7 separate regions of the Homo sapiens genome follow, and regions 1, 3, 4, 5, 6 and 7 are each linked to region 2. The links are chromatin loops, found by intact Hi-C in ENCODE. Cell type or tissue: heart left ventricle. All regions are shown on one strand.

What was found. Hi-C counts contacts between places; a loop is a spot of excess contacts. Peaks named below come from ENCODE experiments on the same cell type or tissue, not always from the same donor. Only the 100,000 strongest peaks of a DNase experiment are listed, where the experiment ranks them.
Region 1: it touches region 2 in a loop (5-fold over the local background); 39 of 110 quality-filtered maps call a loop at or near these places.
Region 3: it touches region 2 in a loop (1.9-fold over the local background); 23 of 110 quality-filtered maps call a loop at or near these places.
Region 4: a loop joins it to region 2, with 4 times the contacts of the local background. A loop is called at or near these places in 25 of 110 quality-filtered maps.
Region 5: a loop joins it to region 2, with 14 times the contacts of the local background. A loop is called at or near these places in 14 of 110 quality-filtered maps.
Region 6: it touches region 2 in a loop (7-fold over the local background); 9 of 110 quality-filtered maps call a loop at or near these places.
Region 7: it touches region 2 in a loop (9-fold over the local background); 43 of 110 quality-filtered maps call a loop at or near these places.

What each region holds. Positions count from the first base shown.
Region 1 is chr1:193,407,181-193,411,180 of GRCh38, reverse strand. No RefSeq gene overlaps it. Among named protein-coding and RNA genes, the nearest start is that of LINC01031, 100 kb to the right of the region's middle. In heart left ventricle, no CTCF peak of the experiment used is centred here; DNase peaks (open chromatin) are centred at 2,030 and 2,291; H3K4me3 peaks cover 755 bases; H3K27ac peaks cover 1,879 bases.
Region 2 is chr1:193,188,541-193,192,540 of GRCh38, reverse strand. The region is part of intron 10 of CDC73 (cell division cycle 73); the gene reads right to left. Among named protein-coding and RNA genes, the nearest start is that of B3GALT2, 3.9 kb to the right of the region's middle. In heart left ventricle, a CTCF peak has its summit at 1,990; no DNase peak of the experiment used is centred here; H3K4me3 peaks cover 281 bases; H3K27ac peaks cover 1,411 bases.
Region 3 is chr1:193,333,324-193,337,323 of GRCh38, reverse strand. The region is part of intron 1 of LINC01031 (long intergenic non-protein coding RNA 1031); the gene reads right to left. Among named protein-coding and RNA genes, the nearest start is that of LINC01031, 31 kb to the right of the region's middle. In heart left ventricle, no CTCF peak of the experiment used is centred here; no DNase peak of the experiment used is centred here.
Region 4 is chr1:193,345,759-193,349,758 of GRCh38, reverse strand. LINC01031 (long intergenic non-protein coding RNA 1031) reads right to left here. Exons shown (of 4, transcript NR_125789.1): 2 at 484-626. Among named protein-coding and RNA genes, the nearest start is that of LINC01031, 43 kb to the right of the region's middle. In heart left ventricle, no CTCF peak of the experiment used is centred here; no DNase peak of the experiment used is centred here.
Region 5 is chr1:194,067,433-194,071,432 of GRCh38, reverse strand. All of the region lies in intron 5 of LOC124904475 (a long non-coding RNA gene), which reads right to left. Among named protein-coding and RNA genes, the nearest start is that of LINC01031, 760 kb to the right of the region's middle. In heart left ventricle, no CTCF peak of the experiment used is centred here; a DNase peak (open chromatin) is centred at 1,832; H3K27ac peaks cover 3,221 bases.
Region 6 is chr1:193,950,192-193,954,191 of GRCh38, reverse strand. The region is part of intron 5 of LOC124904475 (a long non-coding RNA gene); the gene reads right to left. Among named protein-coding and RNA genes, the nearest start is that of LINC01031, 650 kb to the right of the region's middle. In heart left ventricle, no CTCF peak of the experiment used is centred here; no DNase peak of the experiment used is centred here; H3K27ac peaks cover 1,910 bases.
Region 7 is chr1:194,294,004-194,298,003 of GRCh38, reverse strand. All of the region lies in intron 2 of LOC107985242 (a long non-coding RNA gene), which reads left to right. All of the region lies in intron 1 of LOC105371670 (a long non-coding RNA gene), which reads left to right. Among named protein-coding and RNA genes, the nearest start is that of LINC01031, 990 kb to the right of the region's middle. In heart left ventricle, a CTCF peak has its summit at 2,117; no DNase peak of the experiment used is centred here.

The DNA.
Region 1 (4,000 bases), 220 kb before region 2:
CATTAGATACCCCTTATTTTTAACAGTGGCCCCATGGTAAATCTAATAATGGGGGTAAATTTTAATAATTTTTCTATAATATGGAATGTACTCAGAAAATGACAAAAATTAAACTCTAGATTTAAATTCCAAAATCTGTAGTATGACAATTAAAATACTACCTAGAGAGGGTACTAGTTAGGAGTACTAGTTAATCTGTATAGGGTACTAGTTAAAGGTGTGGATTCTGTAGGTGGACCATGCAGATTACCATTCCACCTCTCCTGCTGGCATTGGTCTTTTCCAAGTGACTCGACCGCTGTGAGCCTCAGTGTCTTCACTATAACATAGAATAATACTAGTAGTAGTAGGTGGCAGTAATTTTACATAGAGGTGCCACAATATCTTTTTGCCATCCACTGGTTTTCTGAATTTACAATACAGAGCCAGGTTCTCCACTTTGGAGGACCAGAAAGGGTCCTTTATCAATATACCCAAAGTCCATCAGTTTCTCAGTAATAACTTTATAATAACTAAAACCACAAAAGATTGAAGGTATCTAAGAATACCAATCCTTAAAAACAACCCATGAAGTACATATTATTATCCCCATTTTTCAGATGAGGAAACTGAGGTTTAAAAGTTTAACTCTCCCAATATATCAAAACAACTGAATAGCAGAGCTGCTCTTCAAACCCTAGACTGTAACACTCCTATACCACTCTGCAATAATGGTTCTCATGAATGTTTTTATTCTACAATAAAGATGTATAAGGATAGCCACATTTGTATAATCTATCACAGTGGTTCACAAAGTATGGCCTGGAACCCCTGTGGGTCCTTAAGACCTTTTCAGGGAGTCCATGAGGTGAAAACTATTTTCATAATCATACTAAGATACTATTTGACTGTTCTATTTTCATTCTTTCATCAGCATATAGCGAAGTTTTTCAGAGGCTCCATGATCAGTGATATTGCAAGAAATTGAACGCAGAAACAGATATCAGAATCTAGCTGTCTTCAGTTAATCCGGACATTAAAGGAACTTGCAAAAATGTGAAACAATGCCACTCGTCTAACTAAAGTGTTTTTTCTTTTTTTTTTTTTTTTTAGTTTTGGAAAATAAGATTTTTATTAAAATGTTATTTATTTTAACATGTAATGGGATTTTTTAAAATAAATTATCAATACATATTTTTAGATATTCTCAGTTTTTAGTTTGAATCTACTAAACATACTTAGGTATAACACACATAAACAAAAGCTCTTCAGGGGCCTCAATAATTTTTAAGAGTCTAAAGGTGTCCTAAGAACAAAAGGCTTGAAAACTGTGAAGAACTTTCACAGTACTTATGCCATTGCCAATACAAGATTATAGGTAAGGAAAAAAGATTATACAAGGAGTGTTTTTCAATAAGCAGCCAATTTAGTTTGATAGTTTTCTGGTCACCCTGAAATCAAATGTTATTTGTACCACTGCACCTACCCAAACTGAAGGCATTTTTCCATGATGAAAGGCCTTCCAAGAAATTATTGCCAGACGATATTATGTGAATTTTTTTATTGTTTGGGAGGAAAATGGGATATGAATTAAGAAGTGAGAAGTTGAATGATTCTAGGAAAATGATATTTTATTGTGTGTTTTTAAAAAGGAGTCCATATCTTAAAAGATTGATTGCTAAAGAATCTCTTCCACATAATACAGGGAAAGAAGATGAAAAAATTAGCTTACTACCAACTATCATAAGTCTTTAACCTTAAAAAAAACATGAAGTCTACATATATGTGTGTGCTATAAAAATGTAACTATAACAAAAAATACATATAATTTACATTATATTACATATACCATTTAGATAAACCTGTTACTTCTGTGCAGGTTCCCCCAGACTCACCCTCACCCTTTCTTTCTATGTCCTGACCCCAAATCATGAAGTGCCTTGGCTGCTCTGTGACCTCGCCAGCTGCAGTTTTTTCCAGCAGGCTTGAACCGAAACCACGGCCTTGAACATTTCCAGACACTGAAAAAGTTATCTAGGTTGTTGCTCAAAACACTAAAAGAAACTGGCCCCGGGCCCTGAGCCAAATTCCTCAACCCTTGATAAAAACTTCCTACATGACTCCCTCATTTCAGACATACCTAGGTAGAACAGCCCCTTTCTCTCACTGTCCGCCACAAGGACTGGAGCAGCGCTCTGTAAGTTCCCCTAATAAATTCCTTAGATTCATCACCCTGGCGTTTAGTGCTTCTTTCTTTAGAATCTTAACCAGCCCCATCTCTGGATGGTTTGGGGAACTTCCCTGCAGAAATTCCCCTGCCGCCACTTTTGGAGCAATTCCAGCCATGGGTTTGGTAGGACAAAACGTCTGACAGAGAAGAAAATAGGAGGCTCACTGCTGCCTTGATCACTATAACAACTTTGTTGATATATGGATAACTATCTAAATGTTCCAAATACAAACTAATGTTCCTATATCTAGCAAGTGTATATTTAAATGGTGAATTAGGATTCTCCAGAGAAACAGAACCTATAGAGATTAGGTAGATAGAGAGATAGACAGATGATGGATGGATGGATGGATAGATAGATAGATAGATAGATAGATAGATAGATAGATAGATAGATCGATAGATAGACAGACGGTTATAGAGATAACTTATATCAATAAGTTATTGACTCACTGATTACAGAGGCTGAGAAGTCCTATGATCTGACATCTGCAAGCCGTAGACCCAGAAAAGCCTGTGGTGTAGTTCAAAGGCCTGAGAGCCAGAGGACCGATGATGTAGACTCCGGACCCAGCCTGAAGGCTTAAGAACAAGGAGCACCGAGGACAGAAGACTGACGTCCAATTCAAGCAGACAGGCAGAGGAGAGCACAAATCCAATCTTCCTCTGCCTTTTTGTTCTTTTCAGGTGTTCAAAGAATTGGATGATGCCCGACCAGGTGCGGTGGCTCACACCTGTAATCCTAGCACTTTGGGAGGCCGAGGCAGGCGGATTGCCTGAGCTCAGAGTTCGAGACCAGTCTGGCAACACGGTGAAACCCCTTCTCTACTAAAATACAAAAACTTAGCCAGGCGTGGCAGCGTGCGCCTATAGTCTCAGCTACTCGGGAGGCTGAGGCAGGAGAATTGCTTGAACGGGAAGCAGAGGTTGTACAGTGAGCAGAGATCACCCCACTGCACTCCAGCCTGGGTGACAGAACTAGACATTGTCAAAACATAAAAAAATTGGATGATGCCCATCCAGTTATTTTCAGGCGCTCAAAGAATTGAATGATGCTCTTTGGGGAGGGCCATCTGCTTTACTTAATTTACCAGTTTAAATGTCAATCTCTCCCAGAAACATCCTCATAGACATACCTAGAAATAACATCTAAACAGACATCAGGGCATCCCATGGCCTAGTCATATTAACACATAAAACTTACCATCACAGATGGTGTTTGTCACCTCTAACCTATCTCCAAACAAATCATAGATGATTTTTAGAACATAACTTTTTAAATTTTTTAATCGTTTATATTTGCTGCGTAATCTTTTCTGTCTTATTTCCCGTATGTATAGAATGATAGCGCATAGAAAGAAATAATTCTCACATATTTAAACCAATGTTAAATGGTTATAACATGTAATTACTGCAGCCTCCAAAAATGATGATGATGATGGCATATTCATCAAGATGTAAATGTATTAACAAAGCAATGCCAATTGCTTAAATTCTGGTACCTCCATATATAGTCTACATCATTATAGAGGGGCAGGAGAAATGCAATAGCAAAACTACCACCTTAATAAAACAGCTCAAAATAATTTACAGGCATTTTTACTTCAAGATTTCTTAGATTTGCTGTTTGGCATAAACTAAGTAAGTATAAGAGACCAAATATGTGAAAGTAACAAGTAAGTGCAAGAAAAAGAAACATATTCCAAATAAGCCATAAACAACCTCTCTACTACAGAGAAAATACAGTCAAAGGCTGTTGAGTTATCCACAGACACAAAGGCATTTTTTAAA
Region 2 (4,000 bases):
CATGTTCAATGTTCCCTTCTTTCTTCAAAAAAGCCCTTTAGGAAAAAAAAATTCTATTTACTTACTTCCAACACTTGCTTTCTTGTTTTGTCTTTTATGAGACAGTGTCTCACTCTGTCGCCCAGGCTGGAGTGCAGTGGCGCGATCTCGGCTCACTGCAATTTCCGCCTCCCAGGTCCAAGTGATTCTCGTGCCTCAGCCTCCCAGGTAGCTGGGATTACAGGCATGTACCACCACGTCTGGCTGATTTTTGTATTTTTAGTAGAGATGGGGTTTTGCCATGTCAGCCAGGCTGGTCTTGAACTCACAATCTCAGGTGATTCGCTCATCTCGGCCTCCCAAAGTGCTGGAATTACAGGCATGAGCTACCATGCTTGGCTCCCAACACTTGCTTTCTATTCGTATCTACTACAGCCATTAAAATAAATACTTTCTGATACTAATAATTTATATTAGGGTAACTATGCCTCTTTGCAAAGTTTTAGTAGAATTTTAAGTTTCGATATTTTACATATACTTGAATTTACAAATTGTTTGTTATACTTTAAATAAATTAATAGTGTTAATAATTTTAAATATCAAGAATATGCTGGGTTTGCAGAGAATGGAGAGTAAGCTGCCTGAAATAATTTATTCAAAGGTGCTGACCCAGTGGATGTCACAGTTCTATCAAATTCAACACATGCCCTTTATATTTACTTTACATGGAACAAGTATTTATATAAGAAATACTTTACAATGACCCCTCTTAACTACCTGAAATGAAATGCACAGGTAATACAACCAATCTACATATATATTTTAAAAATTAATACACTAATACAAATAAAATTTTTAAAGACATTAATGATAGAGGCCAGGTGTGGTGGCTCAGGCCTATAATCCCCCGCACTTTGGGAGGACGAGGTGGGCAGATCACTTGAGGTTAGGAGTTTGAGACCAGCCTGCAACATGACGAAACCGCGACTCTACTAAAAATACAAAAATTAGCCAAGTGTGGTGGCACACGCCTGTAATCCCAGCTACTCGGGTGGCTGACGAAGGAGAATCACTTGAAACTGGGAGGTGGAAGTTGCAGTGAGCCAAGATCACGCCACTGCACTCCAGCCTGGGCAACAGAGCGAGACTGTCTCAAAAAACAAACAAAAAGAGAGATTTATGATAAAAATATGCATTTCAGTATGTAAGTCTCAGACATGATTATACCAGAAGATATACTAACCAGATGCTAATACCTATACATAAAGTCATAGTGAATGTAACAATTACAAATGCCCATAGACTGGTATATTGGTGACTCAAATGCCATGAACACAATTTCATTTTTTGATATGGTGAACCATTGGCCAAGTTTAGAACAAAGCAAAGTACAAGCTTCCCTCACTGTACACTGTAGTTACATTTCTAGATAATTCAGTGCACGTTAAAACTGAACAAAATATACTTTATGTTCCAACAATGTTTTAAATTTACTTAATTATAAAAAAGTGTTTCACCTACACAGATAGCCAATGAAACACTCAGAAGTCCTGCAGAACACAGAGCTAGTCTTTGCTGTTTACAAAGACTGTCCCACACACTACTGGACTACTACCTACCCTGGCCCTAAAATGCCCTTAAAAATCATTCTGTTAACTAGAAACATCCTCACAAACTTCTAGAACACCTCGTAGAAATCAGTACTACCCCTACCACTGCCCCCTTGAGAACCACAGCTCTAAGAGTATTATTCCTGACTGAAACAGCTGTGCCTCAGAAAAACCAAGGAATACACAAGCATAATAAAGTATTTGCCAAATCACTGCTGATTGTAAATGCTCATTGTTAATAGTTTGCATGAATTAAAACAGATAAAGGTGTCTATAATTAGTTCTGAAAGAGACACTTAAATTTAGCTTTGTTTTCAAGTCAAAAGAAATTCTTAAACAACATGCCTATCTGCTGCACAAGAAAACTGAAGGAGAAAAATAAGGCAGGCAAACACTGACACTTGTGGTCATTCTGAGATTGCTTATTTGCAATCAGGCTAATTCTTGCTTTGTGAGTTCAAGGAAAGTAAAGCTGGTTCATAAATCATCCACTGACTTTAGAGGAAAATTACAAGCTTTTAATAAACATTTGACTTCTCTTCAAAAAGGGGAAACTACCTATACTAATATTAAATAACCAAAAACAAGCCATTTGTCCAAATCCCTTATGTAATGAAAAAGACTGCATCTGATTATAAATAAAAACAGTCAAGAGAAATAAACTCCAAGCAAACATCATGCAAAATTGTCTAGTCATCTCAATAAAACTAAAATTGGTCTCTAAATAATTGTGTCAAGTGACAGTTTTCAGAGTGGTATGGTGGAAATTATACCTGATCTAAAACATTAAGATTTTTGTCCAACATGGGAAAAAATAGCTGGTATTTCTGGTAAGTCCTAGCTGAAATTAATTCCTTGAATTCAGGGACCAACCACTCATAATAAAGCACAAACAGGAAAGGAGACCAATATAAGAAGACCAGATTCATGTCTCCCTTCTAATGTTACTCAAGGATTTTGCTCATTCCCATTAGATGAAAATCATCCACCCTGGTTGAAGTGCTCTCCCCCTACCTTTCTCTTTTAATCTTTTTACCAAGGACATATTGTTGAATGTACATACATAGATAAACAGATGATGTAACTCCATGAGTTACTATTTAGTAGCCACTTGAACAGCAGATTTACATCTGATTCAACATGTAATAATCATTCAAAACCATTAACTACATGAATACAAAAATAATTATTCCTATACCCAGTAAAAACTGACAATTAGGAGGCATTACAATTCCTGTCTTTAAATTCTGACTCCTTGAAGTCTATACTAGACATGCCCAGGAAAATGCTAAAACCGGCCTGGACAGCTCTGGCCATGATGCACATAGTAACGGCCACCTATTTTGCCATCACGGATGTGTTGTAGGATTAAAAATAGACTTATGCAAGTGACAATTACAAGCCATTTATAACTATAAAACTTAACAAAATAGCTGCCAGTTTGCTGAATCTGAAAAAGAAACCTGTCACATTTACTGAATTAGTTTAACCATAGAATTCAGATGTTAAAAGAAACTAGACTAAAGGAAGAACTTCTACAAGCTCTCCTGTCATAAGATTTTTACAGTTTCTCTTGACTGGAAACATGTAGGTTGCTACAAAAAGTTACTAAAGGAACTTTTATCTCACATCTGCCCTGTTTTCCTGAACTTTACGTAAAGTTCTTAACTAGCTTAACTTAAATTTAACAAACAGGTTGGCTGGGCACTGTGGCTCACGTCTGTAATCCTAGCACTTTGGGAGGCCAAGGCAGGTGGATCACCTGAGGTCAGGAGTTTGAGACTGGCCTGGGCAACATAGTAAAACCTCACTTCTAGTAAAAATACAACAATTAGCCGGGTGTGGTGGCACACGCCTGTAATCCCAGGTACTCGGCAGGCTGAAGCACGAGAATCTCTTGAACCTGGGAAGCAGAGGTTGCAGTGAGACAAGATCGTGCCACTGTACCCCAGCCTGGGCAATAGAGCAAAACTCTGTCTCCAAAAAAAAAAAAAAACAGACAGACAGAAAGAAAGAGGTTGCAGCTGTACTTTTAAAGTATGAAGTAAATTCCAGTTAAGTACATAGGCACCTTTTGTTAGTAATATTTGGAAGTTTCTTGCTGTTTAAATACTTGTCCCATAACAAGCAGTTCGGGGCGGGGGGGTCCCACTGGAAATTCAGGGACTCAATCCGATACTGGAGGGACCCACTAATGAATACGTTACCCATATAACTCTCTTAATAATCAAAATCTATAATAATCCAGGGAGACATTAAAAAAATCCAATCAAAAGAACTGGCAAAAGAATAATAATTATTTAGTCCTTTCCTGGAGAAAGGGGTAGGGAATGTCTCTAAATCAACTTTGTATCCCCTATACTTAATAAGCTATGCCTAAATGCACATGTTGGTACACAGTAGTTAATCAA
Region 3 (4,000 bases), 140 kb before region 2:
CTCCCAAAGTGCTGGGATTACAGGCTAAGCCACCGCGCCCAGCCATGTGTATATAATTTTTTGAATTACTTCACATTTTAAATACTAAGTAAAGGTGACCCATAACCAAGAAAAAATAAAGCAGTCAGTAGAAACAGTTCCTGAAATGACCTATATGTTGGAATTGACAAACTAAGACTTTAAAGAAGCTATAACAAATATGTTTAAGAACTTAAAAATAAGTCATAATAATTTCAACACAGAAATGGAAACTATAAAAAATAACTAAATGAAAATTTTAGAACAGAAAATTATAATACCTGGAGTAAAAATTTCACTAGATGAATGCAAGAGCAAATTGGAGAATAAAAAGTTAGTGAACTTGAAGTTGTATCAATAGAAATTCATTCGAAGGAAAAGAGAAAATAATTAAGGAAAAAAAAAGCAGAGCTTCAGTGACAATATCAAATAGTCTGACCATATGCAATTGGAGTTTCAAAAAATATAGGAAGGAGAAATGGATAACAAAAAAATACTTGAAATAATGGTTAAAAATTTTCCACATTTGGTGAAAAAAAATTAACTTACAGATCCCACAAACTCATAAAACTACTGATATATCCAAAAATATGAATGAACCTGGAAAGCATAATGTTGGGCAAAAGAAGTTAGACATAAAACACTGCATACGTTTGTATTTATAGGAAGCCCTAGAACAGACAACACTAATTTATGCTGAGAAAAAGCGAAAAAATGTTTGCCTATAGCGGATGGGGAGGATAGAAGTAGGAATGAGAAAATGTTCTTTATCTTGACTGTAATGATACTTACACAGGAATATATATTTATCAAACTTATTAAATTGTACATACACTTAAGATCTGTGCACTTCACTGTATGAAAATTCTAACTCAATAAAAATAGAATATAAAAAAGAAGTTTGTTTTTATCAAATTCTGTTCTGTGCTAAAAATGTAAATATAGACCATCCTGAATGTTGAAACCAGCATCTGAGATAACAGGGAGAAAATGTTGTTTTTGCTATAAGTTACCCTATAAGGAAATGTTTATCCACTTTGGACCTAGTGTCATTCAGTAGCATACACAACAGTTTCTACTAAGCAAGTTTCTCAAATAAAAAAAAAGAGTATCATTCCAAACATCTCTGAAATAACTCACAGTACTTTTTGAATTCCTTACATTGTTTTTTAGTAATATATTTAAAAATCTGATCCGTGGGATGACAGCTGCTGTCTAACAGAACATGGTGGCATCTGGAGTTAAAACAAAGCTGCTTCCCTTTGAAAGGACTGCATTCATGATGCTTTAGAATCAGTGCATATCCTCTCCCAACTGGGCTTGCCCTGGAAGTAACCTCTGATGAATTGAGTGTCTCTCAGGAATGCTGACCAACTGGGGAATGAATAAAATGTCTTCTCAAAATAGAGAATTAAAGCCATATTCTAAAAATTACATACAGCTGGCATAGCACATGCAGTACTCTTAATAACTGCTTTCTCCAAATGGTCAAACACACACCATTCATACTGGAGTTGCAGCAGAATGAAGCACAGTCAAGCTTAAACTTAAGAAGTTCATGGTACTTTTAAGCAGTGGCTACACTTACAGCTTCTTATCACGGTCAATGGAACTCTTGATGTCGATTGTCTCTTCATTTACCACAATCAAGAACAGCCCTAATTAGAGGTTATGGAAGTGGGTTTCTATGCATTACTAGGACCTACTAAAGTCCAGATGGGACCCTGGACATTTCACAGAATTGATAGATAAGACTAAGAGTCAGTTGTACACCTATGAATACCCAAGTTAGGTATCCTAGGACTTCGCCTGCTCCATCTAGTCATTATTGAATTACCTTGATTTTAATCTAAGTGGTCTACCTTGGAACTCTCTACCTGCAAGAGCAAGGGGGCTAAGCATAATGAAAGAGGAGACACATCCACGTACACTGACCTGTTAGTATCCCTGCCCCCTCTCAACATCTGAAGCTGAACTGAACCTACTGTATTTGGAGCCCTATTCTGCCTCTAAATGTTAGCCTTGAATCTTAGGCCAATTGCAGATTAAATGCAGACGAGTGCGGAGGGGATACAAACATATAATCAAAACCATAAGCATGCATTTTCCTGGGTATCTTTCCTGTTCTTCTCATTTCTAAATGAAGACCTAAAATGTTCATCTAAAAGGGCAAGATGATATGAGAAATCCTAAAATTTCTATGTCTCTGTATTTTCTTATACATCTATTACAGTATTTCCCATATTATACTTTAATATATCAGCACATACTTATGTAACAGAATGTCAAGTGAGATTATCTTATCCTGGAATTGAGGCTAATGCCCAAAGCAGAGAACAAAAAATACTAAGTATCTCACATTCTAAATAGAGCCCATTGCCAGTAGACTCACTTCCCCACAGAGATTATAGAGCAGCATCAGATCAGAACAGCCCCAGTAAAGAAACAAACACTCTCACTTCAAATAATGTAAAAGGAAGCTGGGGAGAAACAAGTCATCAGCCTTGTGGGGAATTCAGTGCCTGTCATGAAGGGCTACTATTACCTCCTTTCTTTACTGGAGACAGAAGGGAGATATATTCTTCCACTCCAAGTTAAGAGGGAGGATAACAAATAGAAAAAAGTAAGGAAGAAACTTGAGGTTATGGGATCAAGAATGTAAATAATGGAGTTAGTCTTTAATTAGAGGAAGTGACAATGAATACCAGAGAAAGCCACCCTCCTGATGGGAATGGCAGTATCTATATTTCAATGGATTTAAGAGTAATCAAGGTCTAATTTTTGATGCCTAGTTCACCACTGCAATTGAAAAAAAATTGAGTTTTGGTTGAGGGAAAAGCAAGAGGTGGAATAGAACTCTCCAGCAATCATCTCCTTACAGATACATCAATTAGAACAACTATCCATGGACAAAAATACCTTCACAAGAGTTAAGAAAGCCAGGTAAGAGATCACATTAACTGGTTATATCATAATAATAAGAAAAGACACAAATGAAGAGGGTAGAAAGGACACTTTTCCATTACCCATGTTACCCCTCCCTCAATCCCAGGCAGCATATCGTGGAGACAGATACCACCTGCTTAGGGGAAAGTAGGGAATTAAGCATAGAATTTTGTATTGGATCCCCAACACTGAGCCTACCACACTAAAAGCCAACAGTGGGCAGAGTCCCACAGCCCCTGACTTCAGGCCAGTACCCATGGACTGAACCACCAGACTTGTCCCAACACCAGGTGGGAACCCATAGCCCATGCCAAGCAGACTCAATCTACAGTTAGCATCACCACTGGACAACTACAGCAGCCTTGGACTCAGGACAAGCCCTAACAGAAGGCAGCCCTCAGAAGTCTGCTATAAGATTCACATGTACTCCAATGCTATGTTAGCCTTGGAGGACGCAGAATTCCAGACAGGTACTGCACTCATGGTGATATTGGGCTTAGGAAGCTTTCTAGTGCTGCAATGGCTGCAGTGCAGGCTTACAGGCCAGGCTTTGGGAACAGTACAGAGGATCTGCCTAGAAACTCTGAAAAGGCTTACTACTGAAGGGCATTCCCAGACAAAAATAGACTGCAAAGACGAAAATAAGCATTTACTTCTTCAATGTGCAGACAACAACATGAACACAAAGATCAAGAACAATCAGAGAAACACGACATTTTTTGTCCAAATTGACAGAAAAGAAGGTGCTAGTGACTGACCCTAAAGAGACGGAGTATATAAACTACCTGATGAAAAGTCAAAATGAATGTTTTAAATAAGCTCAGTAAATTTCAACAAATACAGAGAAACAATTCAACAAAATGAGTAAAATAATAAGTGACAAGAACACAAAATTTAACAGAGAGATTGAAATAATTTTAAAAATCCAACAGAAATCCTGGTGCTGAAAAATACTATGAACGAAATGAAAAATGCAATAGAGCACATCAACAGCAGAAATGACCAGAAGAAAGAGTCTGCAAACTCAAAGACAGGT
Region 4 (4,000 bases), 160 kb before region 2:
TTAAGGTGCAGATTGGTGTATTCATCTTTTTATCCCCAGTACCTTGAAAATGGAACACTTTAAATCATTTGCAAATTGAAGGGCTAGTCCTATATTGTTAGGAAAATAGAGAAGGTGGTAAAAGAAATGAACACTGGAATAAAGTTCCTAAAGGGGGTAGAGGAAGCCGGCATATATGTGAATAATAAAACCATTTCTAGACCATTTTCTAATTGCTGATTGGTGGGATGTTGGGTCTTTTGTTGCGTGCTGCTTTTTTTTTTTATATGTTCCTCTCACAAGGTTTTGAGTGCTGGGTTTCCTAAGACTAAAAATATTTTCATCCTCAAAACTTCTAAACTCAGTTCCTAAACTCTTCATTCTCTCCATCATACTGGGAATGCAGCCAGGCTCTGCCCTAGCTCCATTCCACTTAATTGGGCCACATTCCATGCACACAGTTACATGTCAATGTTAATTAGCAATAAGCAATCCATAACTTACAATCAAGTTATTTTAGCAGGGGTTTCCTCAAAGATCCCAAATAACTACAAACAGTGGCTCCTTTGACCCTCCACAAGACTGTCTTCTCTTCTGTATTCTGATTTTTAAGCAGCAAGCCAACCAGACAGAATAGGAAATACATGCTGGAAAGGAAGAAGAAAACTATTTTAAAGCGAAGCTTCTAGTCCAGGCCTTTACTACAAAATTCTATTTAGACCTCACACCAACCTGGCACTATCCCTTTTTGGATTTGTAGGTAAAAATGACAAAGGTGAGGCCCTTACAATGGAGGAGAAAAAAAGCTTGAGACAGGCCTCCATTCCACTAGAATTCAGACATAGAAGCTCTTAAGTGAAAGAATCTGGAAATAAAAACCTTGGCCTATTATACACCCTAAGAATGTAATCTCACCAGCCCACACTGCCTCTCTAAAAGCTTGATTTAGTCTGCTTTCTACTTCCACACCTTCTAATTGTGGAATTTCCTTTCATTTTAATTCTCCTCCGGGCCAAACTCTGATTAAACTGACACATATGGTTTCTAGGATTTTGAAACTGAGCTCCCCCAGCAAGAATCTACTTACAGAGTAAACCAGTCAGCCCTCTTCCGTTTTCCCTGCTTGAAATACATAGGGCAGTGCTCTGGTAGGCAATTAATTGACCCAGACTCCCTTGCATTTTCTCTTCTTGTCTTCTTTGTGAAGACAAGACAAAAATTCTCCTCTGGCAACTGCAGGCTGGATATCAATTTACCACTAGCTCAGCACATTCCAAGTTAATGTACTTAGCTTTTTAGGATCCAGCACAATGTTAACATATTATTTACAACTCAAAGATAACCTTACTTTCTAAAACTTAATTGAAACTCTCACTTTTTAAAAGAAAAAGCATTGATGGCTCCTTAAGTAAGACTTATGGAACATAGCCTTTTCAAGTTGACACTCTAATGTCTCAGAGAAATGGCAGCTGGCAGGAAGACGCAGTAATAGAGAGACTGGCACGTCCATCCTAATAACAAAACCACTTACACGCGCTGGATTGCTTCTCTAGTCACATGAACATACAGGCTTTTCCCCACCTCTGCCTCTGCTCCATAAGCTTAGAGCTCAAAAAACTATGTGTCTTTTGCTTCCTTCGTTATCTCTATGTCAACTGATAGTTTTAGCAAGTCTAAAACATTTTCATATTCAACAAAAACAGCAAGGATATTTTAGCTATCTTTTGAACTTTTGTGAATACATATCTCTACATATTCATTGATATGTCTATACTTATGATATTTTATTGAGCACCTACTAGTATATGCCAGGCACTGTTCTAGGCCCTAGGAATAGGACAGGGAATAAGAAAGACAAAGTCCTTGCTTTCAGCTCTCATGGAGCTTCTGTTCTAGAAAAGAAGTTTATGTGGTTATTTTATATAGTTTAAGTTCTACAAAGAAAATAAATTAGAGAATGTAATGAAGCACGACTGAGGACCCCTTTGGAGACTGGAGCTGATTTCTGAATGACAAGATGACCTGGCAATGACAAGATAGGGAGCAGAGCATTCTAAACAAAGGATATAGCAAGTTCCACAGGCCCTAGATTTAGATGTGACTTTGGCCTGGTTGATGAATGGGAAGAAGGTCATTGTGCCTGGAGTTTAGTAAGAAAGGTAGAATGAGATGAAGTAGAAGAGAAGGCAGAAACCGGAATATGGAAATCTTTAAGGCGATAATAAAGAGTTTGTATTTTATTCTAATGGTAGAGGGAAGGCACTCGACAGTGGTTTATAATTTTTAAGTAACGCTTTAACTGCTACGTGGAGAATAGATGGTAGAATGGCAAGACTAGAAACAGAGAGACCACTTAGAGGTCATTGCAGAGGTCCACATGAGAGACAGTAGTAGCTTGTCCAAGTGGAAAATGAAAAGATGAAAAAAAAGTAGATAGGTTAAACAACTTTTTTGGAGGTAGAGCTGTCTAAACTTGTAGGATTATACACAGGGAGAGTAACCCTTTACTTGCATCTTTACTTGAGATGTCTATGACATATATCTGACTAAGAATGGACTTGGTTTGAAAAATAAGGAGGAATATTGTGGACATGTGAGATTCCTGCTAGACATTCAAGTGGAAAAGTCAAGCAGGCAGTTGGACATACAGGTGTATATCTCCAAACAGTGGTGAGAAATTTCTGCAAAGTCAAGACAGGGCACAATTTCACTGCAGAAAAATATCTGCCTAAGATGACTCATTTATCCATTTGTTTAGCCAACATCTAACAGCCACTGTGTACCTGACACTGCTCTAACTGATGGAATATAGATTCATAAGATGCATATTTTTCCTTATAAAAGTTACCATCCAAAGGGAGGACACAAATAACAAGCAAACAAATAAACACATATATGCCAGATAGTTATGAACATCATGATAAAAACAAATCGTGGTGGTAACACATATGCACTTGATAATGACTTATAAGCAAGTTCCTTTCATGTGAATATACCTTAATTTTGGCAGACATAGTTACACGGGTGGAAAAAGGACAATGTTTTGGTGACAAAAGAACTGGCAATCTGTCAGCTCTATCTGATGCAGGCTTTCAGGTGAAACACAGATACTCAAAATTCAGAAAGAACTCATAAATGCATTTACAAGTAGAAGAGGTAAAAAAGAAAAAAAGACATTCTGTAACAGTCTAAATTCAGCCTAACAAGATTATCAGAGCTCTTTTTCAAGTAAGACTTTATGGCCCATCCTCCCTCCCCATATCTGCTGCTCTTTTTATGTCTTCAGACAAAGAAACTAAAACAATAAAACATTTTTATCTGCTTTTATAACCTGATTCTGTGTGAAAATACCCACAGGGAATTTCCATTCTTTTTTGCCTTAAAATTCACTGGTATTGCTTCTCTCTAGTTTACTTGTCTCTCCCCTTGATGTTCAATTTCATTCTCTGTGACTAGTAGTATCAAGTTATCTCTATCCCTGAGAGAGAGACAAAGGTCAGTGCTAAAATAGTTGAGTCTGTGAGTGAGAGAAGTCATAAAAGGTCTCAAATCAACCTTGCCAGCTGTTTTTCCAAAGTCAAAGAAGAAAGTGAGAGGAAAACCAATAATCTGGAAGTTGATACAAATCTGATCCTAACATTTCATCTACCTCAGGAAGAACTACATAGTTGAGTACTGCAACACTGGGACTCTGAAATCACATTTTTACTGTAAGCTTAAAATAGAAGAGTAATATTCTGAAAGATATAACAAAAAAGCTGTGAGATTCCTATTTGATTTATATGATAATGCTTTTATAAAAAATAGAAAATTTCAATACCAAAAAGGACTAATAAATGATGATCCCCTTCCAAAGTTAAGTTGCAAACAACCATTATCTTAATGCCATACACTTGATACAATTAATTCAAAAATTAAACTTCTCTGACCTTACTAATCTTCTACAAATCTCCCCCTTGATAAAATACTGGCAAAAAAAAAAATTACTGGTGTACCTATAGTACCAATTACAGCTTAACTC
Region 5 (4,000 bases), 880 kb before region 2:
GCATAGTTAATGTAGACATGCCCTTAGGGATCCTTATAAGACCCATCTGTTCAGTCAAGCATTTGCTTAATTGTGTCAAATGCCTGGCAAATGCAGTGTCAGTTTATAGATAATAGATATGTAAATGTTGTTTGTGTTCTTGTACATATGCCCAGGGGCTTTAAAATAAACACATCACATTTTTAAAAATAATTTCCTGTTGGGGATAAAATGATAGTCTTGCTGGCAGCAGCAGTACTCCTCATAATAGCTTAAACTATTATAATATTTAATATTTTATAACACATAATATCTTCATTTAGGGATTTGGGCCACCTATTCATTTTCTTATAATCTTGATTACCATGCTTGTTATTTACCTATGGCTTTATGAAGAGAAATAGCATATTCATGTCCTCTCATTATACACATGTCTCCACACATGTACTAAGTAATATGATTCAGTGAGGAGAGCATAGCCTCTAGAGTTAGCTCATCCTGAACCCCCATCCCAGGGTACTCTAAGGGGTATGGGACCTCTGGAAATTTACTTGACCGTTTTGGGCGACAGTTCTCTCTTGTGAAACTGGAAGACAAGTTTGTTATCATAGACTTGGGGAGAATTTGAAATATGGAAGCAGTAAACGCATAATAAACCTTCAATAAATACCCATTCCCTTTCCCTCTTCACACACTCCGTCACCCTGCAAGACCTCAGGTGACACGTTCCCAGAAATTAGACTTCCTCTTCCTTAAGCCATCGGTGACACCACTAACTGACAAATGTTGAGAATTAAGCTCTTAATATCCCCTTTCCCTTCTATGATGCAAAACTATCATCAATGACACATTTGACAACTCCGAGGGAAATGGATGCCAAAATGTTTTAGTAGATGTTAGATTGACAGTTCAGAAACAGAGTAGTCCTCTCCAGATTTTATGAAAGAAAATCCTTACGGCTTCTTTTCCGCCTTTAAAATATCCTTTAAGTATCTCTTTTTCTCATACTTTAGACATAGAAAGAAAATCTTAAGCCCATAAAGAGCATAAAACACTTAAGGGAGACTTGACAGTCACTCCAGGTGTTGTGAAATAATGAATCAATTTTGAGACTGATAGCTCATCTGCTAGAAATAATTTTTTTGCCACTTTTTGTTTCCTTTCCACTGACCACATTATTTTTACCCTCCTTAGATGTGGAACACAAGCATTGTTTGGGAAGAGTACATTTTCACATACACCAATGTGTCATTTGAGAAAAAGAAAAGAAACTCCAATTTTGCCCCTTTTAGGGTTCAATAGTATTAGATTATAATATGTTAGGTTGAAATGGCACAACCTATGTTCAGCAGTTGAACTAGATACTCAGGGCCCCTAGGCAGGTACTCACCATATGGCAAGAGAAACCTAGATATGGCCAGTGCTAGTTAGAGTGGGGCTGGTTCAGGAAAGAGTCTCTTGCAGATGCTGGGCATCTCTCTTGCTTTAAGCTACTTTGTTACTCCAGATCTGCTTCATAAACAACAGTTGTGTTTGTGAGGGCAAACAATTTTTATACGTACATTCTAATTAGCATGGCTTGGTGGAAGGCAACAATTAGTAAGTTTAAGAAGGAAGTTTTTCTCTTCACTTTTTTTTTTTTTTACCCTTGCGCCCCATGAGGAACCACTATTAAACCAGGAATGTCATCACTGCAGCTGTGGTCAGGGTTGACGTAAAACAGGGTGACTGTCTTTCTTCAACAGAAACCATCAGTTTCAGCACCTTGGCAGCACTAACATGGAGATTGGCAGCACTGAGTGGGGAGGGTTTCCAAGATGGCAGCCTGCCAGTCACGTGTGACTCCAAGCCTACACGCAGCCTGCACCATGCGGTAGCCCCTCAGGGAGCAAGATGACCTTGATTCCGGGCAGAGTTAGAGGAGACTTGCCTAAATCTAACACCCAGCAGTCAGGCAGGGCCAGCGGCTTGGTGTTAGATGGAGATGATGCTGCTATCTAAAGGTGGAAAATTTGAGTTTACTGTTTGAATTAGAAAATGCCTCTTCCAGATTTGGAAGTAGCATGGGTAGCATACTCACTTATACCAGGTCCCTGGCTTCTGATAGTGGCTGTGAATCTCATTCTCTCAAAAGTGATTCATGTTACAATACTGAAGAAAAGTGACCAGCACTGACATTGTAAGCCCTTTGGAGAGTGGGATTTTCCCAAGAAGACTTACTCTAAAAATATCTGTTTGTAGTTCTAAAATTGAGTTTAGGGGTCACATTAATTTTATTATTCTAAAAGACTATTGAATGAGGATTAAATCCCACTTCCAGTTACACATAATTATGAAGAGTAGCTTGCATTAGTTACCTAGTATTTCATAACAAACCACACTAAAAGTCGTGATGGAAATCTAGTAGCTCTTATATTAGTGCCACTTGGGATTAGCCCTGTTACCTACTTGGAGTTCTATCCAATGTTATTTCGGGGCATGTGAGGGCATTTTGAAAACACTCCTGTGATTTTTAGAATGCTTTTGCTCTAGATAAGAGTGTTTACTTGACACCATTTCACATTTTTCAAAGTCTTAACAAAAGGTATTATAGATATACCTTTATTTCAATTGTAGCACTAGGTCTCACTTTAATCAAGTTATGCTGACTGAGGAGACTAAGGAGATGATTTATTTTTCCAAACAAAAAAAAATTGGTCCTCATTATTTCCTCAAAGCTCTGTTTGAAAACAGTACAATTCTATTTTTAGATTATCTCTTTCTTCCCATATCTGACCAGATGACACTAAAAGAAGCCAATTGGCATTGTCAACGCTCTCCCCGAAAGCTTCCTTAGACAGATCCAACAGTTCTTACCAGCTTCTATCTTCCAAGTTGCCACAGGCAATATTTTGCCAATTTTTCTGCCAACATTTGCCAAATTTTCTGCTGGAGAAAAGATTTCCTTTTCTCGAGCTTCTGATGGCTTTTCTCAGGGCTTTATTAGTCTCCAGTAGAAGCTTTTTTGACTCCCTTGTAGATTCTTCCTATCGTCATTTTCCAAAGGTAATGTCATATATTTTAAGCTTTTCAAAATTATTACTATTGCAATGCTCTACTTATGTGTATTCATTTCTATGTGCTGCATTTTAAAAAATCCCCAAACTTAGTGGCTTAAAACAACAATAATGCATTATTTCTCAAGATTTGAGAATGTGTTTCCTCTGTTGTTCTTGCCTGGAGACACTCATATGGCTGCAGTCATTTGAAGGCCTTGACTGGGACTGGAGGTGACAGGTCTCTGGCCTCAGCTAAAATAATTGGAATGACTGTGATAGTTGGACCTCATGTTCCACATGGACTTTCATCACAAGCATTATCCACTAAAGATGCTAGCTTCTGCCTCTTTCCATCAAATACTATGACTTTTCAGTAAAGCATCTTGTGTTAGGCCTGTAACCACTATTTGTCAAAGGAGTCATTAGTCAGAAAAAAGGGCAGCATGACACAGAAGAGAGCAAGGACAAGCGTGACTGGGCAGGTACCTCTGCATTTGTCCCTTACTACATCTGACCACAAACTTCAGGGAACAGTAGGCTCTGCTCCACTTTTGCTTTCCAAGTGACGTGAATGTTTTCATCCAGCCAACTCAAACCTGGAACCACTCTGGGAAGAGAACTCTAGGAAACATAGATCCCAGCTGAACCAGATTAAAACAATTCAAACCACCACATTTCTCTCCTTCAAATACACTTAGATTTTCTGAGTCTCACTTCCTTCAACTAAAAGAATTGGAACATTAATAATGTGATAATCAGGGTCATAGCAGAAAATATATGAAACACTCACAGGTAGATGATTTAATAGAAGTACTAATTATCAAACCTGGACAGGTTTGGGGAATCAGAAAGGGCTGTGAAGAATCCAGAAAATAACAACAGTGGTACGGTGTTTTCACTTCTGGGTCGAAAGGGGCAAAAACAGGTAATGGTATTAGAGAAGACTAACGATAGCTTAAGATAATGAAAAAAGGGCCACCCAG
Region 6 (4,000 bases), 760 kb before region 2:
GAATATTAGAATCTTTATTTTTAAAATTATTAATACTTTTAAATTTTTGTTGGAACCTTTGGGTATATGCATTTTAAGTAGATTTTCATTAGATTACTAATCAAATGACCTCATCACTATCTTCTTACCTCCTTTTACATGTTCTATGATTCAACTACACTAAGATACGTTGTTCTCATTAATATTCTGACTCTGTTCATTCTGATCCTCCCTTCTAACTGCTCAAAATCCTTCCACTCATAGATAAAATAGGCTGAAGCAGAAATAGGTCTTTGAGGGACTGGACTAATCACCTATAACCCCTTAAATAAGATAAAATGGAAAAATGAACTGTAATCCCAGCACTTCAGCAGGCCAAGGCAGGTGGATCGCTTTAGCTCAGGAGTTCAAGACCAGCCTGGGTAACATGGCAAAACCTCATCTCTACCAGAAATACAAAACTTAGCCAGGTGTTGTGGCACATGCCTGTAGTCCCAGCTATTTGGGAGGCTAAGGTGGAAGGATTGCTTGAACCCAGGAGGCTGAGGCTGCATTGAGGCAAAATTGCACCACTGCACTCCAGCCCGGGCTACAAGAGCCCTGTCTGAAAAAAAAAAAAAAAAAAGTAAAAATGCAGAATAATGAGAGAGACTTCATACAAGTTTCAATAAAATACAAATCAACTCGGATCAATAGATATTTACTAAATGTCTACATTTTAGTGCTGTGAGCTAGGAACAGTCGAGAATATAAAACATGTAGGTGCTGTTTTGTGAGGAAAGACAATACACATAATCATGTGAAGAAGGGGAAAAGAGCTTAAATAACAGCAACAAACAATTATAAAAGAGATGTCACAAGGCATAATATGATTCATTGCCAGATGAATTATTCAGACAATAAATTTTACAAAAGTTCAGGAAAGGGAGTGCTAACTTCAGGCTGGGGTGGTCAGGTCCATGAAGATAAATGTGAGCTGGTATTGCAATTGGATGAATGGATACACTTTAGACAAGAAGAAGGCAGAGGAGAGGACACTTTGGAAATCTGGCACAGTGTCAGTAAAAGTGTTTGCTGGAATGACTGGAGTGCCAGGCAAACTTTTTTGGAAGGGTTTTCAGAAACTGTCAGGGAAAGGAGAGGAGTCAGTAAGTTCTTGGAGAAGCTAGTGACATATTTTTGGAAAGAAGATTGAGAAAGCTATTTGGAGAGAGGTGAGGATTTGTGAAATGGCTTGGAATGGGAGCAAGCAGAGAACATGAGCTGTGGTAAGTAGGTAGTCTTGTCAGCAGCATAGTTTGGAGTAGCAGAAGATGAGAGAATGAAAAATAAAATATAGGCAGAGGATGGCACTGGGTTGCTTTTTAAAAAACGGCAAACAATTCTCTGTTTCATTGTTTGTCTTTTAAAAATAAAGGCAAAAATAAAGTTGATGAGAGATTTCATAGTTTCCTTACTCCTGATTATTTATAGTTTTAGACACCTAATGTTGAATAGACTATCATTGTGTGCCTGATATTATGGATTCCCCTCCTATGGGGCCTGAGAGTGAGAAGTCTGTGCCATGAGCCCAGGACCAGCAAGGATTCCTCTTTCTCAGACCATGCAGCAAGGAGACATAAATAAGTAGAGGAGTTAAAGTCAGTCATCAATAGTGGCAAGAGCTATAAAAACATGCCAAATCTAGAGCACAGAGCAATGCTAAGGAGACTGCAAGAGCTGGGAAGACCAGTCACCAACAAAGCACATAGGTGTTTCAGAGAAAACTCTGGCATTGGTGCTGTAATCCATGCTGGCTTTTTTGTTGCCACAGTGGTATGTTTAAAGAGCTCTAAATGGGAGGACAGTATTGCCAGCGTGCTGATTGAATCTTCTGACCTTTGAATTCAGATGATATCCTACTGGACCACAGTGTGTCACAGCTCACTTTACAACCTGTGCAAACCTCTTGCTTACCACATAGCCTTGCTGATGTTGCTAGAGGTCGTCCCTCTGGCATTCTTTACCAACTACGTACTCTGTGGCCCCTGTGTTGCTTCTTCCCTTCTCTGATTTCCCATGTGCAGAAATCTGTATGGGGCCTAACCCAGCCTACCTTCTAACTGCTCTGCCCTGTAGGGAATGCTGCCTTCCTTCTTAAAGCTCCTTCTTGCACAACTTGTTTCCACACCACAAATTTGGCACTTATCCTAGGCCATCTCATATTCTTATTACCCATTTTGTCATATGTACATTCTGTTATTTAAAAATTAAACTTCTTTTCAGTATTATATTTTTATTTATTTACATATCTGTATAGTAGTGCTTAACAAAACATCTTTTCTCTTACAAGTATATATATATACAACAGTCCAATATGTAATTATACATTATATACTTATGTGTGCATGCACACACATGCACACACACACATCACTTTTAATGTGTAGTCACCGCAAATATCTCTATGAAAATGTCCTGCATAGAGGAATATATTTTAGAGATTATGTATGTATTCAAGATTTTTCTTCCCTTCACTTCAGCAGTTCAATTCTAAATAATTATTTATATAGAGAAGTACATAGACTTTAATTTAGTGTTCATGAAATCACTTCTTTTACCAAGTGTTTTCCAAAATGACACTCCTGTTGGTCTTTTCCTAAGATACTCTGCAAATACTTTTTGGTTAATAGATTTTAGCTAAGAAAATAGGCAGGCTTTCAATCAAGATTCTTAGAAGATTGTGTCCTACTGGTGATTAAATTACTGGAGAAGACAATGACAATTAAATTCACCATAGTGTACAAAAGTTACTAGAATGATTTCAAATTACTGCTAAAAGATTTCGTATGAAAAGCTCATTTCTTAGTCCATTTGGACTGTTGTAACAAACTGCCATAGACTGGCTGGCTTATAAACAATAGAAATTTATTTCTGAGAGTTCTGGAAGCTGGGAAGTCCAAGATCAAGGTGCTGGCAGCTTCAGCGCCTAGTAACGGCCCATATATAGGAAAATATATATATTTATATATAGGAAAATATATATATTTATATATATAGGAAAATACATATATTTATATATATACACACACACATATATATATGAAGTCTATATATATATATATATATGTGTGTATATATATATATACACACACACACACATGTGTGGTTTTTTCTCTGTCCTCACATGGTGAAAGCGGTGAGGGAATCTCTCCAGAACCTTTTATAAGGGCACTAATCTCATTCATGAGGGCTCCACCCTCATAACTCAATCACCTCTCAAAGGCCCCACCTCCTAATACCATCATCTGGGGGTTAATATTTCAACATATGAATTTTGGGGAGAAATAAATATTCATTACATTATAGCTCCATAATCCATGGCATAGTTTATATAAATTGTGTGTTTCTAATAATGAAGTCTATATTATGTATTTTTCATAACATATGCACATATACTTAATTTTCCAGTAGGCCTATTATTCTAAATCATGAGGAAACATGCATGAAAATTCAAACAAATGAAAGCCTTATGTTAAAATTGATATGACTAAAAGAGACACAGGAATGTCCTGACATATAGCAGGCTTGGAAAGTTCATAATCATCTTTGGTGTAGAACAGATGAGGTACATTCAACAGGATGCTAAGGAACCTGCCACTTGTCTTTTAAATTAATATGTTTCTGCATTATATAGGACACTAAAAGAAGCTGATTATTTAAATGATAGAACTAATTTAATTTTATGCAAATGTTATATCTATCTAAATTATTTCATAACCAAACAAGTAAAATTAGACTTGTTTTTAATATTTGAAGAAAATCGAAGCAATATAGTACTAGGAGAAATCCTAGATGTAATGATAATACAAATAAATATCTGTTATTAAAAAAATTGGGCCAGGTGCAGTGGCTCATGTCTGTAATCCCAGCATTTTGGGAGGCTGAGGTGGGTGGATCACGAGGTCAGGAGTTTGAGACCAGCCTGGCCAACATAGTGAAACCCTGTCTCTACTAAAAATACAAAAATTAGCGGGGGCAT
Region 7 (4,000 bases), 1.1 Mb before region 2:
TAGCCCAGACCTCCATGCCACCCACCACAATTGCCCCAGTTCCTTTCCCCTGGCTTATCCTATGAGCAGAGAGAAATCTTGTTATCAGGTGGATTAGGTAAAAAAAAAAAAAAAAAAAAAAAAAAAGGCCTGCGTTTGTATTATCATTAATTGACTCTATGTGTGGGTATCAGTTGAAAATGGACTGTTGCTTCGTTATGTCATTTTTCCAAAAATTGCCTTGAAAGACAACAGTGAGGAAAAATCCTCCTTGTAGACAGAGTGATAACCAGGGCAAATGGTCATTCACTTTTTTTCAGAAAAATATGTAGCCCAAGGTGAGAATTTATATTGATTACTAGATACCCAATGGTAATGTCAATCGAGAGACCAGACATGAAGGAGGTCTGGAGTAGCAGCATATGAACAGACATATGGAAATGTATACAAAGTGTGAAGATTTTTGTATCACATTTTAACACCCATGAGAAAACATTCACTACGTAAGAGACACTCAACGATGAAATATTCAAATGTGTTGACTACTTGACATTAGTCAGCTTTCATCATTGGCTGCGCTGGAACTGGTGAAATGGCACATCAATAAAATGGCCCTGGTTGCAGTGATAGGCCCATCAGCATTAATTCCCATTTATAAAGGTTGAGTAGCTTCTGCCGCTCCTAAAGATTCAACCTGTCAGCAACAGAGACCAATGTAGCTATGTCAACATGACATTATATTTCAAGGAAACTAAAATGACACTTGGCAGCAAGTCAGCTACATTGGGACCTTTCTGTCTTTGATGTGCCAGCAGTTTGTGTGGGGATTTGACATTCCTTCTTGAAGAACCCCAGTCAGCACACTATTCAGTGGCTTATGGAATGCCTCATGCACAGTCACAGAATCCTACACAAAATAGCATCTGAACAGGCAACCCACTTCATGGTGCAGAGGTGTGTGAGTTGGCCCATGACTGTGAGATCCACTGGTTATATCATATACCACACACTCCACTAGTTATCCTCCAAGAACATTGAAGTATTCTTCTAGAGGCAGAATTGGAGCACCAACTCAGAGGCAACACTCTCCAAGGATGGATTTTTATCCTTTGTGCATATCCATTAAGTCAAAGAACACTCCACCCACCACCCGCCCATATAGTGTTCTGTCCTCAATGGGAAGAACAGATCACTGCAGAAAGCAAGGAGTAGGAATAGAAGTAGCCCCACTTCCGTTAAGTCCCAATGACTCACTGCATGATTTTATCCTCATATTTCTTGATTCTGCAAGGTTGAAGGTCTTGGATCATATTCTTGCCAGGGACCACAGCAAAGGTTTCATTAAGGACAAGCCATTGAGGTCTTGACAAATCAGAGAAATTTTGACTGCCTGGGTTCTGGGACCAGCACTCAAAAAGAAGAGTCAGTATCTTGTCAAGGTAATTAACCTTGATCACCACAATAAGGTAGGACTGTTTTTAAAGATGACTCGGGAAAGAAAGTGTAGGCACTTCAGTTGATTGACTTGGCTGCCTCCTAGTAGTCCCTTGCTCCTTTATAACTGTGAATGAGTATGTATAACAACTCTAGCCTGAGAAAGACGTGATTTCCAAGGGCTCAGAATGAATGAGTCACCCCTGAACTATTGGGTTTTAGTGGAGCCAATCATCATAATATCATCAAATCATCCCTGAAAGAAGTCTCACTTGCACATCTTAACCCACTCATTAATGGCACAATAACAAGACATTTCAAGTTCCCTGTAGCAGCACAGTAAATGTGATGGATATAGATACAGATACTTCCATTCTCTCATATACCTCTTTTTCCAAATATAGCAAATCGAATGTGTGGTCCAGTCCTCTCAAGAGAACCGGATTATACAGCCACTTGAGCATTGTTATCCAAACAAAGCCTTAAATGTTTGTATACTCCACTTTCCCTCCTGCCCCACTGTGTCCCTACCATGACTAAAGCTTTTGGTCTCTGGAATTGGAGGGACTTTGGATCTACCTTTATTATACAATCTCCCTAAAGGATAGTAAATCAGGATGTGGTGGTTCAGGGCCAGGTAGGAGAGGTGCTGAAAGGCTAATTTATCCTAGGGCAACCAGTTAACTTCTCAGTTCCTCCAGTAGGAGGAGACCAATCTCCATGGAGGAACCTCTGTTATGACATAGCCTATGTAAATCCCCAGACACATCAAGCAAATGCACCTGCCTTTTGACATAGGTAGTTTATATTTCCCTTCCTGATGTTGGACCAGAGTACTTCCCGGTCTCCATTTTTATAGGAGAACAAGCAAAAATCATGGTACCATTTGGGCTGCTTATTTCAATCCTACCTCTTACCTTTCAGTCTATTTATTTACTTACTCCTATTTATTAACTAGTGCAGCACTCAAGATCCACTTATTCTGCCCCATCCACTGTCTTCCAACACTTGAGCAAGAGCAATTCATATCACTGAAACTGGCACATAAGGCCCTTGTCTTTTCTCCTCTGGGAAAAATAAAAAAAAGTTTGTATATCTCAACAACCCTCCCCTTGTGTCTGTCAGGAAAGTGCTCCAACCTCAAAGACAAAGGCAGGACTAAGCTTGCCACAACTCCAAAGGCATCAGTGAGACTTGGCGAATAATAGGAAGTCTGCATATTAATACTCACAGCAGAAACATAAACATGGTTATATCAGTTCTCCCCTTCTCCAAGTCTCATAAGGTATCTCAGTATCCCAGATGAGACTAAAAGAGTGCATTGTGATGCAGCTAAAGAACTGAGGGCCGAAGACCTAGCATCTTTTGTGGCAGGCAGCAAAAATGACAGTTTCCTTTCTAGTGAGTGGACAGTTATACAGTAGCCATGCTGTGCTGGTCTTCACCTATTTGGTTGCCACATAATTAGATACAGAAACTGCTCACAGTCAGACAGTGGTTAGCCATTTGCAATTTGGCACACTTGACAAGGACATACAGGAATGCTCGGGGGATATGGTGAACTGCCTCTCCCAATAAGTAACTGCTTCCAAAACCTGCATATAGAAGTAGATTTGTGTTGTATGAAGCATCGCCTACAGTGGCCGAGAAAATAGACCACACAGTTCTCTATTATTGGGGTAAAATCGATAGTCACTGCTGCTGCCTTCCTCGGATCCATCATTTTCAAATAGAGACCACCCTTCCTGGGCTCCTTCTAGCCAACAACTGGGCATGCTGGTAGTAATAATGCAGACTAATTTCTGAGAGACACACAACTCTGCCAATGGAAGACTTTAGCTCAATGACTCTTTATATGACTGGCAGAAATTTTCTTAGAACCGCATTACAGTCTGAGACTCTCCACACCAACTCTTCCTTCCCTTCTCCTTCACAGGGGTCAAACCTACACATCATGATCTGCAAGCTCACCCTCCTTTCTCTGCCTCTCTCCTCTATCATCAACCAGTTGTTTCCCCCAATAAGTCTTTTGTATGTCTAGTGCTATGTTGGGTCCTGCTTCCTAAGTGGACATAACCTAGCACATCTCCTGAAAGACAAAGAGGAAGATGTCATCTTCTCTGATGGAGACGATTATCAGATGTCTTTACCATGAAGAATAGTAATGTTTTACTAAAAGCTAGAGAGCAGCTTATGTAAGCCAAGTGAGAGAGTCATTAGTAGGGCCCACAGTACCTATGAGGAATGAGTGAAGGGGTTGGTCAGCACTATTCATGTAAAGAGAACAGGCCACAAGTTACACCAGTCCAAATGTGCATTTGCCTGGGAAGAGGTGGTGGTTAGGCCAGTGGCCCTCAGCAACAGCTCTCAGTGTCTCAGATGGGCTGGGCCAGACAGAGCACAGCAGAGAAAGCACAGCAACCAGCATGAGATCCAGCCATGCTGCCTCCCACAGCCAAGAAGACCACACTTTTTTCTCAATGCCTAATGAGAAAATGAAGAGCAGGAGAAAATAGTCTTGGAATGAAAACTTGCATGGAATTTAGTTGTGTATCTTTTCCTTTTCTACCCCCGCCAGCCTCCTACT